Linked DNA regions of Homo sapiens: region 2 is linked to region 1. A link is a contact called in ENCODE Hi-C or POLR2A ChIA-PET data. All regions are on one chromosome and are shown on one strand. Each heading gives the region's core, a stretch centred on a gene start or an enhancer-like site at or near the end of the contact. The rest is flanking DNA. Distances are from core to core; before and after follow the strand shown.

Region 1 (5,405 bases), core at 898-3,397:
CTTTGGGAAATGCTGCTAAAGGTAAAGATAGTTCAGTGATGGCTTAAGCAAGGGAGTGTCACAGTCATAAGTATTTTATAAAGAAATATGACAGTAGTATGGAGGATGTTAAGAATGGAGGTGAAGACCAGCTAGGAAGCTATTGTAGTGATCCAGTCTGGAGATGAGAAAGGACCAAACCTAAGCTCAGGCAGTAAATATGGACAAAACATATTAGGAGGTAGGCCAGGCGCAGTGGCTCACACCTGTAATCCCAGCACTTTGGGAGGTTGAGGCGGGCGGATCACCTGAGGTCGGGAGTTCGAGACCAGCCTGGCCAACATGGTAAAACCCCATCTCTATTAAAAATAAAAAAATTTGCCACGTGTGGTAGTGGGTGCCTGTAATCCCAGCTACTTGGGAGGCTGAGGCAGGAGAATCTCCTGAACCCAAGAGGCAGTGGATGCAGTGAGCTGATACTGCACCATTGTACTCCAGCCTGGGCAACAAGAGCAAAACTCTGTCTCAAAAACAACATATTTACATTATGGTAGAGGAGTTGAGGGTGGATCTGAGGTGTGTGGCTTAGGTAACAGTGTAGATAATAATTCTAATAATAGATCGGCGGGGCATGGTGGCTTACGCCTGTAATCCCAGCACTTTGGGAGGCCCAGGCAGGTGGATCACCTGAGGTCAGGAGTTCGAGACCAGCCTGGCCAACATGGTGAAACTCCATCTTTACTAAAAATACAAAAATTAGCTGGGCGTGGTGGCGGGCGCCTATAATCCCAGCTACTCAGAAGGCTGAGGCAGGAGAATCGCTTGAACCCAGGAGGCAGAGGTTGCAGTGAGCCGAGATCGCGCCATTTCACTCCAGCCTGGGGGACAAGAGCAAGACTTCGTCTCAAAAATAATAATAATAAGAATAATAATAATTCGAATAATCTAGAGAGTCAAAGAGGAATGAGTATGGAGAAATGTTTTTTATTTTCGATATGTTTCAAAGTGCTTTTGTCATATTCAGATGGCCGTGTCAAGTATGTGGAAAGTAAATGTAAAAGCTTAAAACAGGTTGGGGAGGAAGAAATAGATTTGAGAGTCATGTGTATAGTGGAGTTCAAGTCACCATAATGGGTGAGATTGCCAGTGGGAGTAGGTAGAGCTTGAGGAGAAAAGACCAAGGACAAACTCCAGGTTAAATATCTGCAGAAAGGGAGGCAGGCTGCCTTATGCAATCATTTCTACCACCCCAAAAATGCTAATAAAATTTTTTTTTTTTTTGAGATAGAGTCTCACCCTGATGTCCAGGCTGGAGTGCAATCACTCAGTCTCGGCTCACTGCAACCTCCACCTCCTGGGTTCAGGTAATTCTCCTGCCTCAGCCTCCCAAGTAGCTGGGATTACAGGCGCCCACCACCATGCCCAGCTAATTTTTAATTTTTTTTAGTAGAGATGGGGGTTTCACCATGGTGGCCAGGCTGGTCTCGAACTCCTGACCTCGTGATCCACCCGCCTCGGCCTCCCAAAGTGCTGGGATTACAGGCATGAGCCACCGCACCTGGCCTAAAAATTCTTCTTTAGTATATATGTAAAAGAACAGGGATGTTTTAGAGCTTCTTGTGGGGAAAAGAAAGGGAGACCAGATTGTTACTGTGTCTGTGTAGAAAGAAGTAGACATAGGAGGCTCCATTTTGTTCTGTACTAAGAAAAATTCTTCTGCATTGAGATGCTGTTAATCTGTAACACTACCCCCAACCCTGTGCTCCCTGAAACACGTGCTGTGTCAACTCAGGGTTAAATGGATTAAGGGCTGTGCAGGGTGTGCTTTGTTAAACAAATGCTTGAAGGTAGCATGCTTGTTAAGAGTCATCACCACTCCCTAATCTCAAACCACTTCCTAATCTCAAGTACCCAGAGACACAAACCACTGAGGAAGGCCGCAGGGATCTCTGCCTAGGAAAGCCAGGTATTGTCCAAGGTTTCTCCCCATGTGATAGCCTGAGATATGGCCTCGTGGGAAGGGAAAGACCTGACCGTCCCCCAGCCCGACACCCGTAAAGGGTCTGTGCTGAGGAGGATTAGTAAAAGAGGAAGTAACACCTCCTTGCGGTTGAGACAAGAGGAAGGCATCTGTCTCCTGCTCGTCCCTGGGCAATGGAATGTCTCGGTGTAAAACCTGATTGTATATTCCATCTACTGAGATAGGGGAAAGCCACCTTAGGGCTGGAGGTGGGACATGCGGGCAGCAATACTGCTCTTTAAGGCATTGAGATGTTTATGTGTATACATATCCAAAGCACAGCACTTAATTCTTTACCTTGTTTATGATGCAGAGACCTTTGTTCACGTGTTTACCTGCTGACCTTCTCTCCACTATTATCCTATGATCCTGCCACATCCCCCTCTCCGGGAAACGCCCAATAATGATCAATAAATACTAAGGGAACTCAGAGGCTGGCGTGGATCCTCCGTATACTGAACGCTGGTCAGCTGGGCCCAGTTTTCTTTCTCTATACTTTGTCTCTGTGTCTCTTGTTCCACCTAACGAGAAACGCCCACAGGTGTGGAGGGGCAACCCACCCCTTCACTTTTGTAATATATAGGTCTCAAGAAAGAGTCAGTCTGGCTCACTAGACAAAAATCTATTTTTAATTGTATAAAATTATACATATAAAATACATAGAATGTACTAAGAAGATGAGTAAAATCTTTGACACCAGAAGTGGACAGATCAGGAAACAATTTTTCTCAAGTTATTTGGGATCTTACTGGTTGGTATTTGAGAAAAATAATAAATCCAGGAGGTACGAGGGCAATTCTTCCCACAACTCACACCCCTTAATCCACACGTCCCAGAGAAAGGAGAAACAGGAGTGTTGATGAGTGCCAGCTTATAAATGTCAAACAGACACACCTGGTGTGTCTAGCTGTTTTTGCCTTTACTCCAACCCGACGTGTTTCATGGAATACAAACATGGGGCTTCTACCCCAGCTCTCTTCTGATTAGTAAGAAAAAAAAAATGATAGGGCCTGGAGAATTCAAGGAAGCCCGTTTCAAGCACTAATAAAATTGTAGCTGGATTCCTTACCTCTTACCCAACATGATTTCAAAAGCAAGAAAGTTGCCTTTCATCTTGCCCCTATCAAATCCAAAAGAGCCAATTATAGCCTGTTTCATAATCTATTTTTATTGTTGTTGTTACACTTGAACTTTCTGTTTGGAACCTAATCTATTTCTAAAAGCAAAGTCTGTATAATTGTTAAGTGGGAAGTCCAATTGCAGGAATACTAAATGTTCCAAGCTCAGTTTAGAAAGTACATGGGACAATAATATAGTATAAATAAGAGATCACAGAGACAAGGGGGAAATATATATTAGAGACCTCCAAAAAAATTCTCTGAAAGGAGAATACTTTAGCTGCTGTACTACAGGTTATTTCTCTCTTATGTCACCCAGGAGAGAAGTGGGGGAGAATGGTGTTAAAAACACAAATAGTGCCGGGCGCGGTGGCTCACGCCTGTAATCCCAGCACTTTGGGAGGCCGAGGCGGGCGGATCACGAAGTCAGGAAATCGAGACCATCCTGTCAAACACGGTGAAACCCCGTCTCTACTAAAAATACAAAAAAATTAGCCAGGCATGGTGGCGGGCGCCTGTAGTCCCAGCTACTAAGGAGGCTGAGGCAGGAGAGTGGCGTGAACCCGGGAGGCGGAGCTTGCAGTGAGCCGAGATAGCGCCACTGCACTCCAGCCTGGGCGACAGAGCGAGACTCCGTCTCAAAAAAAAAAAAAACACACAAATAGTTTGGGAGGCCGAGGCAGGTGGATCACGAGGTCAGGAGATGGAGACCGTCCTGGCTAACATGGTGAAACCCCGTCTCTACTAAAAATACAAAAAATTAGCTGGGCGTGGTGGTGGGCACCTGTAATCCCAGCTACTCGGGAGGCTGAGGCAGGAGAATGGTGTGAATCTGGGAGGCGGAGGTTGCAGTGAGCCGAGATCGCGCCACTGCACTCTAGCCTGGGCGACAGAGCAAGACTCCGTCTCAAAAACAAAAACAAAAACAAAACCAAAAAAAAACCACAAATAGGCCAGGCTCAGTGCCTCACGCCTGTAATCCCAGCACTTTGGGAGGCTGAGGCGGGTGGATTACCTTATGTCAGGAGTTCAAGAACAGCCTGGCCAACATGGTGAAACCCTGTCTCTACTAAAAATATAAAAATTAGCCAGGCGTTGTGGCGTGTGCCTGTAATCCCAGCTACTCGGGAAGCTGAGGCAAGAGAATCGCTTGAACCCTGGAGGCAGAGGTTGCAGTGAGCCGAGATCACGCCACTGCACTCCAGCCTGGGCAAAAGTGTGAGACTCTGTCTTCCAAAAAAAAAAAAAAACCACACACACACACAAATAACTGATCATTGATTCTCTTTCCCTTCCTGCAGTCTCCCAAGGTGTCAATTAGGAAGTGCCAAAATACTAAAGTCTCATTTAATTTTCCTGATCAACTTATGTTCTAATAATTAATGTGGAAGGAGAGGAAAGAAAGAGAAAACAAATGAGAATCTAAGGTAGTAAACAGCAGCAACTTAGCGGGAATAAGGGGAACATGGTTCTCACTAACCAAATAGGACTGATAACGCTTCCAAAAAATAAAATGTTAGGTGAAGGGAAATATGGAAATATGTTTTACTTTCTACTAATAGCTGCAGGCAGGAAGGTCCAAACGCAGGGTTTAACTAAGCTGGGGGAGTAGGGGAGATGTTTAGAGGGAATACTGAAAGAGAATCAGTTTCAACCATAACCCCCATCTACTGTAGAGTATATCCAGAAATCTAGACTACTAGTATGGTATACATATGCCCTAGAAGCAACTTAGGTAGTAAACTCCCATGAATTGTTTGTAATTTATCTTGTCCCTGGGCAGTTTCTTAGGAGGGGTTTCAGAAGCAAGATCTCTACTTCCTTCAGAATAATAAGGTAGGGAAGGAAGCCTCAAAACAAAGTGGCAATTTGGAGGCAGAGAAGGAATAAGGTAGTGGTGGGGAGGAAAGGGATAGCAAGCAGGTTCAGTTCAGGAACTAAAGGCAAAATCTTCATACTCATACCCTGTTTGAGTCCAAGAGGAAGCAGGAATGAGAGTAAGGGTGGGGCACATAATCCTTATTCAAGTTACCTGATATTTGAAAAGAAGGACACATGAACACTAGAGTTAATCTTTTAGTGCTACTGAAATGGCTACACAGTTAATCTGGAAGTTTAAGAGCTAACAAAGCTGCAAAGACAAGCTGCTCTTTGTTGTAAAGTGGACTGAAGATGTTTCAAATAAAACTACATCCAAAAACTGGTAGTAAGAAAAGGGATCTCTTAGCAAATAGGAATCTAGGTGTAGAATTTATACACATATATATTTTTTAAAGTATAAAAATGAG
Region 2 (5,405 bases), core at 1,927-4,426, 120 kb after region 1:
CACTTTGGACGTTCTACCCGGGCAGAGTCAGCTGGGGGACTCCAACGGCCAAACGGCCGCCTGCTCCTCACCGTCTGCTCTTCACTGGTTCCCCCGCCTGCTCTTCACCGTCTCAAAAGTCGCCGGCCCCTCTACAGGCGACAACTGCAGCTTCTCCGGCGGAAGTCACTCGCTTTCCCATTCTTAGCCCCGCTTCACACCTTGAGCTCACAGTCATTTCCGCCGGGCCTGGGCTAGCGGACGCGCGCGTGGGAAGGACCAGAACCCGTGGTGTCCTCACCGCGTCACCCTCGGGCCCTCAGAGGTGGGATCCACCGGACAGGGACCTGGAGTTTGCACAGGCTGCAGCCCTTCGCCCAGAGCCAGCCTAGCACCTAGTAGGTGCCCAATAAATGCTTGGTGAAGGAAGGCATTCCACCGCAGGGTTTTAGGAGAACCATGAATTCCCGTGTGAACGTTAAGCGTTTAGTCCTACTAGGAAGTCTGGAATATAGAGACCTGAACTGTTTCTCAAAGGCAGCTGTTCTTGTATCCCCAGAGCCGGTTTAGAATCCAGCAAAGGCCCCTGCCCGGTGGATCCCACCTCTGGAGACCCGAGGATAGTGCGGTGGGGGGCACCGCGGGTTCTTGTCCTTCCCACGCTCACGTCCACCGGCCCAGGCCCAAAGGAACTGGCTGTGGGTACAAGATGTGAAGATAGTTACAAATACCAGCTAGTGCCAGTGCCAGTTGCAGAAATCAGGACTTGTAATAGTTATGAGTATTTCTTCATTATTTTGAGATGAATACATTTGGGTGTATATTAACCAAAACTTTTCTTGAGAATTCTCCTCTTCCATCACCCTAGCTAGCACATTCATTAATAATTAACTTTTAGAAATCTCAATATTTAGGTTACAGGAAAGCAAATATGGAATGTGATCTATCTAGCTAAAAAAGGAGTGAACATCATTCAAAGACAAAGACTTTATCCTGTTGGGGAAAGGGTTGGCATATTTTCACTGAATGAGAAAAAGTATGATTTTCATATTGTCTTTATTTGAACCTTAAGTATGATTTTACAAGGAGGAAAAAGGAGGAGGAAGAAGCAAAAGAAGAGGAAGAGGAGGAAAAAAAGAAGAGGAGGAAGATGTACATTGATGCCACTTTGAGAAGAAGTGGACTGTGGTGGATTTGTAATGTATCAGTTTTGCCAAGCTGAATGCACATTTCCCAGATTTGCCATCTTTAGATAGCTCTAGGTTAGCCTGGGCAACAGGAGACACTTGGAAGATAGAATTCGAGTGGCTGTTACACTCTTTTGTATACTGGGAAGGGCGTTGTTACAGCTCAGGCATGATCTTCAGCTTCCCTGACCCTTGGACTGGTGGGTGTTTTGCTTCTTGATCTAACATTAAGGTTAGAAGTTGCAGGATTCCAGCAGGGTTTTGTCACATCCAATCTGGTTTAAGTTCTCATATTATTAGGAAAGCTTTAGGGTGCTTCAGGAAAACGCTTTTTAAAAAATCAAATTTGGAAAATATCAAATGGAATTATAGGCAATAAGCATAACCCAGTGGAACCATGAATCAAACCCTCTAGAGCAGGGTTGTCTAAATTTTGGCTTCCTTGGGCCACACTGGAAAAAAAAAAAAGACACTTGTCTTGGGCCAAACATAATATACACTAATCGCAATTGAACTGTACCTGTAAAGCTTGTAAACAAAATGTGTCTGTAAAGTCTGTAAACAGGCCAGGTGCGGTGGCTCAGGCCTGTAATCCCAACATTTTGGGAGGCCGCGAGGCAGGCGGAAAACTTGAGGTCAGGAGTTCAAGACCAGGGTGGCCAACATGGTGAAACCCTGTCACTCTTTTTTTTTTTTTTTTTTTTTGAGACGGAGTCTCACTCTGTCGCCCAGGCTGGAGTGCAGTGGTGCGATCTCAGCTCACTGCAACCTCTGCCTCCCGGGTTCAAGCGATTCTCTTGCCTCAGCCTCCTGAGTAGCTGGGACTACAGGCACGTGCCACCACACCCGGCTAATTTTTTTTTTTTGTATTTTTATTAGAGATGGGGTTTCACTGTGTTAGCCAGGATGGTCTTGACCTCCTGACCTCATGATCCACCCGCTTCCGCCTCCCAAAGTGCTGGGATTACAGGCGCGAGCCAGTGCGCCCGGCCCGGTGAAACCATGTCTCTACTAAAAATTCAAAAAATTAGCCGGACCTAATTTTTTGGTTGCCTGAGCCTGTAATGCCAGTTACTCGGGAGGCTGAGTATTCTCTGGTTGAGGAAGGAGAATAGCTTGAACGCAGGAGGCAAAGGTTGCAGTAAGGCGAGATCGCGCCATACACTCCAGCGGACTGTTTGCTGTTAATCCCATAGGGAAAAGAAAAGCTTAGTTTTATTTCTATAGAACAACAACAAAAAAAGATAAGAGATTAGTAGAGACGGGTTCACTATATTTGCCCACACACGCCTGAGGTCGAGCGATATTAACATAAACATAACCTATCGACGTACCTCATAGATTGCTGGGATTACAAACGTGAGAACCACGATGTCCCAAATTTTTAGTTTCAGTGAAGTTACAGATGGGAACAAAGACCTGATTCTCAGCTTACGCTGACGCCCAGTATGCGTTTCTGCAGCAAACAAAACCTATTTTTAAAACGACAAAAATACAGGGGAAAGCGCGAATGCAGTCTACCACTGCCACAAATTATACAGTCAAGTTTCCCACATTTGGGGAAACTGCAGGGGTCAGCAGATCCGGAGTGCAATGGATAAGACTCGCTCTGGAAAAACCACCTTCGTGACCAGGGTATCTCTCCTGCCAGGTAAGTATGAGTTATTGCACCTCCGCCCCGCCGGCAGCCTCACACGCTTCACCCTTTACACGCACGGTCACTTGCCCCGCGCACACCCCCCTCCCCCCCAGCCCTCCTAGCCCTGACACACAGCTGGGACTCTCAGGTCCGACCAGCGGTCCTGAACCCGCTCCCACGGCACGGGAACTCCTTCGTGGCGAAGCAGCATGTGGCGAAGCAGCAGCCCCTGCGCTGGCTCATCTACATAGAAGTCGCCCTATCCGTGATGTCACCGACAGCGCCTTTCCCAGTCCCCGTCTGCCTTTCTGCCGCTCAGCCGACCAACCCGCTGCCGGAGCCGGCAAGGGGAAGTGACGTCTGCCTCTCCCTTTTTTCTCTCCTGCTTCCCTCATCTGTTCTCTTCCAAAGAAGCTGGTCCTTAGCCTGTATTGCGGAGCAAGCTTTCGGCGACCAGCTGGACCCTGGGCACCCTTCTTCGAACAATGGCTTTTAATTCTCAGACTAGAACGTTTAGGATTACAAAAGAAACTGGTTCTTTTCACATTCTTATTCTTGTGATGTAGCATTCCGCATATATATATATATATATATATATATATATATATATATGTATCCAACTATCCTAAAAGACACTACCCTTCATCATTCCATGCCATTAGACATGTATAGGACCATGCATGGTGATCTCCTCCAGACAAAAGTAAATGCTGGTGCAGAACAGGTAAGTGTACTATAATTTGAGTACATCAGCTTTTGGGCATTTTAAACCATGGGTCAGACAAGTTAGAGCAAGAGGGCAGGTTGATAGCAAGAGGGAGTGTTTTTCTTTTAATTTTCTTTTTTTTTGTTTTGAGACGGAGTCTCGCGCTCTTCGCTCAGGCTGGAGTGCAGTGGGGCTATCTCGGCTCACTGCAAGCTCCGCCTCCCGGGTTCACGCCATTCTCCTGCCTCAGCCTCCCCAGTAGCTGGGATTACAGGCACCTGCCACCACGTCCGGCTAATTTTTTGTATTTTTAGTAGAGATGGGGTTTCACTCTGTTAGCCAGGATGGTCTCGATCTCCTGACCTTGTGATCCGCCCACCTCGGCCTCCCAAAGTGCTGGGATTACAGGCGTGAGCCACCGCGCCCGGCTTCTTTTAATTTTCAAATAGCAAAGTGATGTTTGCCACTGTCATTTCAGAATGAGGTGACAATTTGTTGTTGTTTGGTTTTGTGGGGTTTTTTGTTTGTTTGTTTGTTTCTGAGACAAGGTCTCACTGTCGCCCAGGTTGGAGTACAGTGGCATGATCAGGGTTTACTTCTGCCTTGACCTCACGAATTCAAGCAAACCTCCTTACTAATCCTCCCAAGTAGCTGGGACTACAGGTGCATGACACCACACCCTGGGGTGTGAACTGGGATTTGATGTTTTCAGTTGGCTCCCTGATGGAATAGGTTCCCTTACTATTCTGGAATACAGATTGTCTTCATGATTATGATTCATAATCATAATGATTATGACAGCAGTCCCTGCTGTCAGGCAGGGACGTTTAAGTCTGCAGAAGCTGTCTGCTGCCTTTTATTCAGATATGCCCTGCCCCCAGAGGTGGAATCTAGAGGCAGTAGGCCTTGCTGAGCTGCAGTGGGCTCTACCCAGTTCGAGCTTCCCTACCACTTTATTTACACTGTGACCATAGAACCACATACTCAAGCCTCAGCAGTGGCAGAACCCCCTCCCCCTGCCATGCTCCAGTGTCACAGGTTGATCTCAGACTGCTGTGCTAGCAGCAGGCAAGGCTCCATGGGCATGGGACCTGCCGAGCCAGGCACAAGAGGGAATCTCCTGGTCTGTCGGTTGCAAAGACAGTGGAAAAAAGCACAGTATTTGGGCAGGGGTGTACTGCTTCTCGAGGTACAGTCACTCACAGCTTCCCTTGGCTAGGAAAAAGAAATCCCCCAACCCCTTGCACTTCCCGGGTGAGGCGACACCCCACCCTGCTTTGGCTCATCCTCCGTGGGCTGCATCCACTGTCCAACGAGTCCCAGTGAGATGAACCAGGTACCTCAGTTGGAAATGCAGAAATCACCTGTCTTCTGCGTCTATCTCACTTGAAGCTGTAGACCGGAGCTGTTCCTATTCAGCCATCTTGGAAGCAACCCTCTTTTTCTTTTTGTATTTTGGTAGAGACAGGGTTTCACCATATTGCCCAGGCTGGTTTCAAACTCCTGAGGTCAAGCCATTCTATAAAACAAACTTACATTTGTTTTATCTGAGTTCCTTCCTCAGGAAAGGACTCTCAGGCCTCTCAAAAAGCATCAGAGACCCGAAACTCAGCCAATCACAGCATCCAGACAATGAGATGCCAGTCCCCTCACTCATCACGAGTGCTTCCTCACCCCTCTCTAGTTCCTCTTTTCCCACACACAGTTAACTTTTCTTCTGCGCTATATAAACCCCTAACTTTAGTCAATCAGGGAGACAGATTTGAGACTCATCTCCTGTCTACTCAGCTGCAGCACCTGATTAAAGCCTTCTTCCTCAGCAATACTCAATGTCTCAATGATTGTCTTTCTGTGTGCTGAGAACACTGAAGCCCTGGGGTTTTGGTAAAAATAC

What was found. A loop is a pair of places that touch in the nucleus more often than their neighbours do. ChIA-PET counts read pairs that join two places held with the same protein, here RNA polymerase II (POLR2A). Pooled maps may share reads with other maps.
Region 2: a pooled map shows a loop between it and region 1 (4-fold over the local background). The contact joins the promoter of LINC01719 here to the enhancer-like site in region 1. A Hi-C loop is called at or near these places in 6 of 50 pooled maps. POLR2A ChIA-PET finds 5 or more read pairs at or near these places in 24 of 52 experiments (AG04450, CD4-positive, alpha-beta T cell, GM10248 and 16 more).

What each region holds. Positions count from the first base shown.
Region 1 is chr1:145,930,817-145,936,221 of GRCh38, forward strand. LIX1L (limb and CNS expressed 1 like) reads right to left here. Exons shown (of 6, transcript NM_153713.3): 6 at 2,607-5,405. The region is part of intron 2 of LIX1L-AS1 (LIX1L antisense RNA 1); the gene reads left to right. Among named protein-coding and RNA genes, the nearest start is that of RBM8A, 6.0 kb to the left of the region's middle. Within about 2 kb of position 2,148, at least 3 of the 41 ENCODE cell types and tissues checked have a DNase peak (open chromatin) inside an H3K27ac peak, as active enhancers do.
Region 2 is chr1:146,049,420-146,054,824 of GRCh38, forward strand. LINC01719 (long intergenic non-protein coding RNA 1719) reads left to right here and starts at 3,177. Exons shown (of 3, transcript NR_125968.1): 1 at 3,177-3,529. It overlaps RNVU1-6 (RNA, variant U1 small nuclear 6), which reads right to left and starts at 2,825; the gene lies at 2,662-2,825. RefSeq lists enhancers at 2,035-2,763, 2,764-3,495 and a silencer at 2,675-2,914.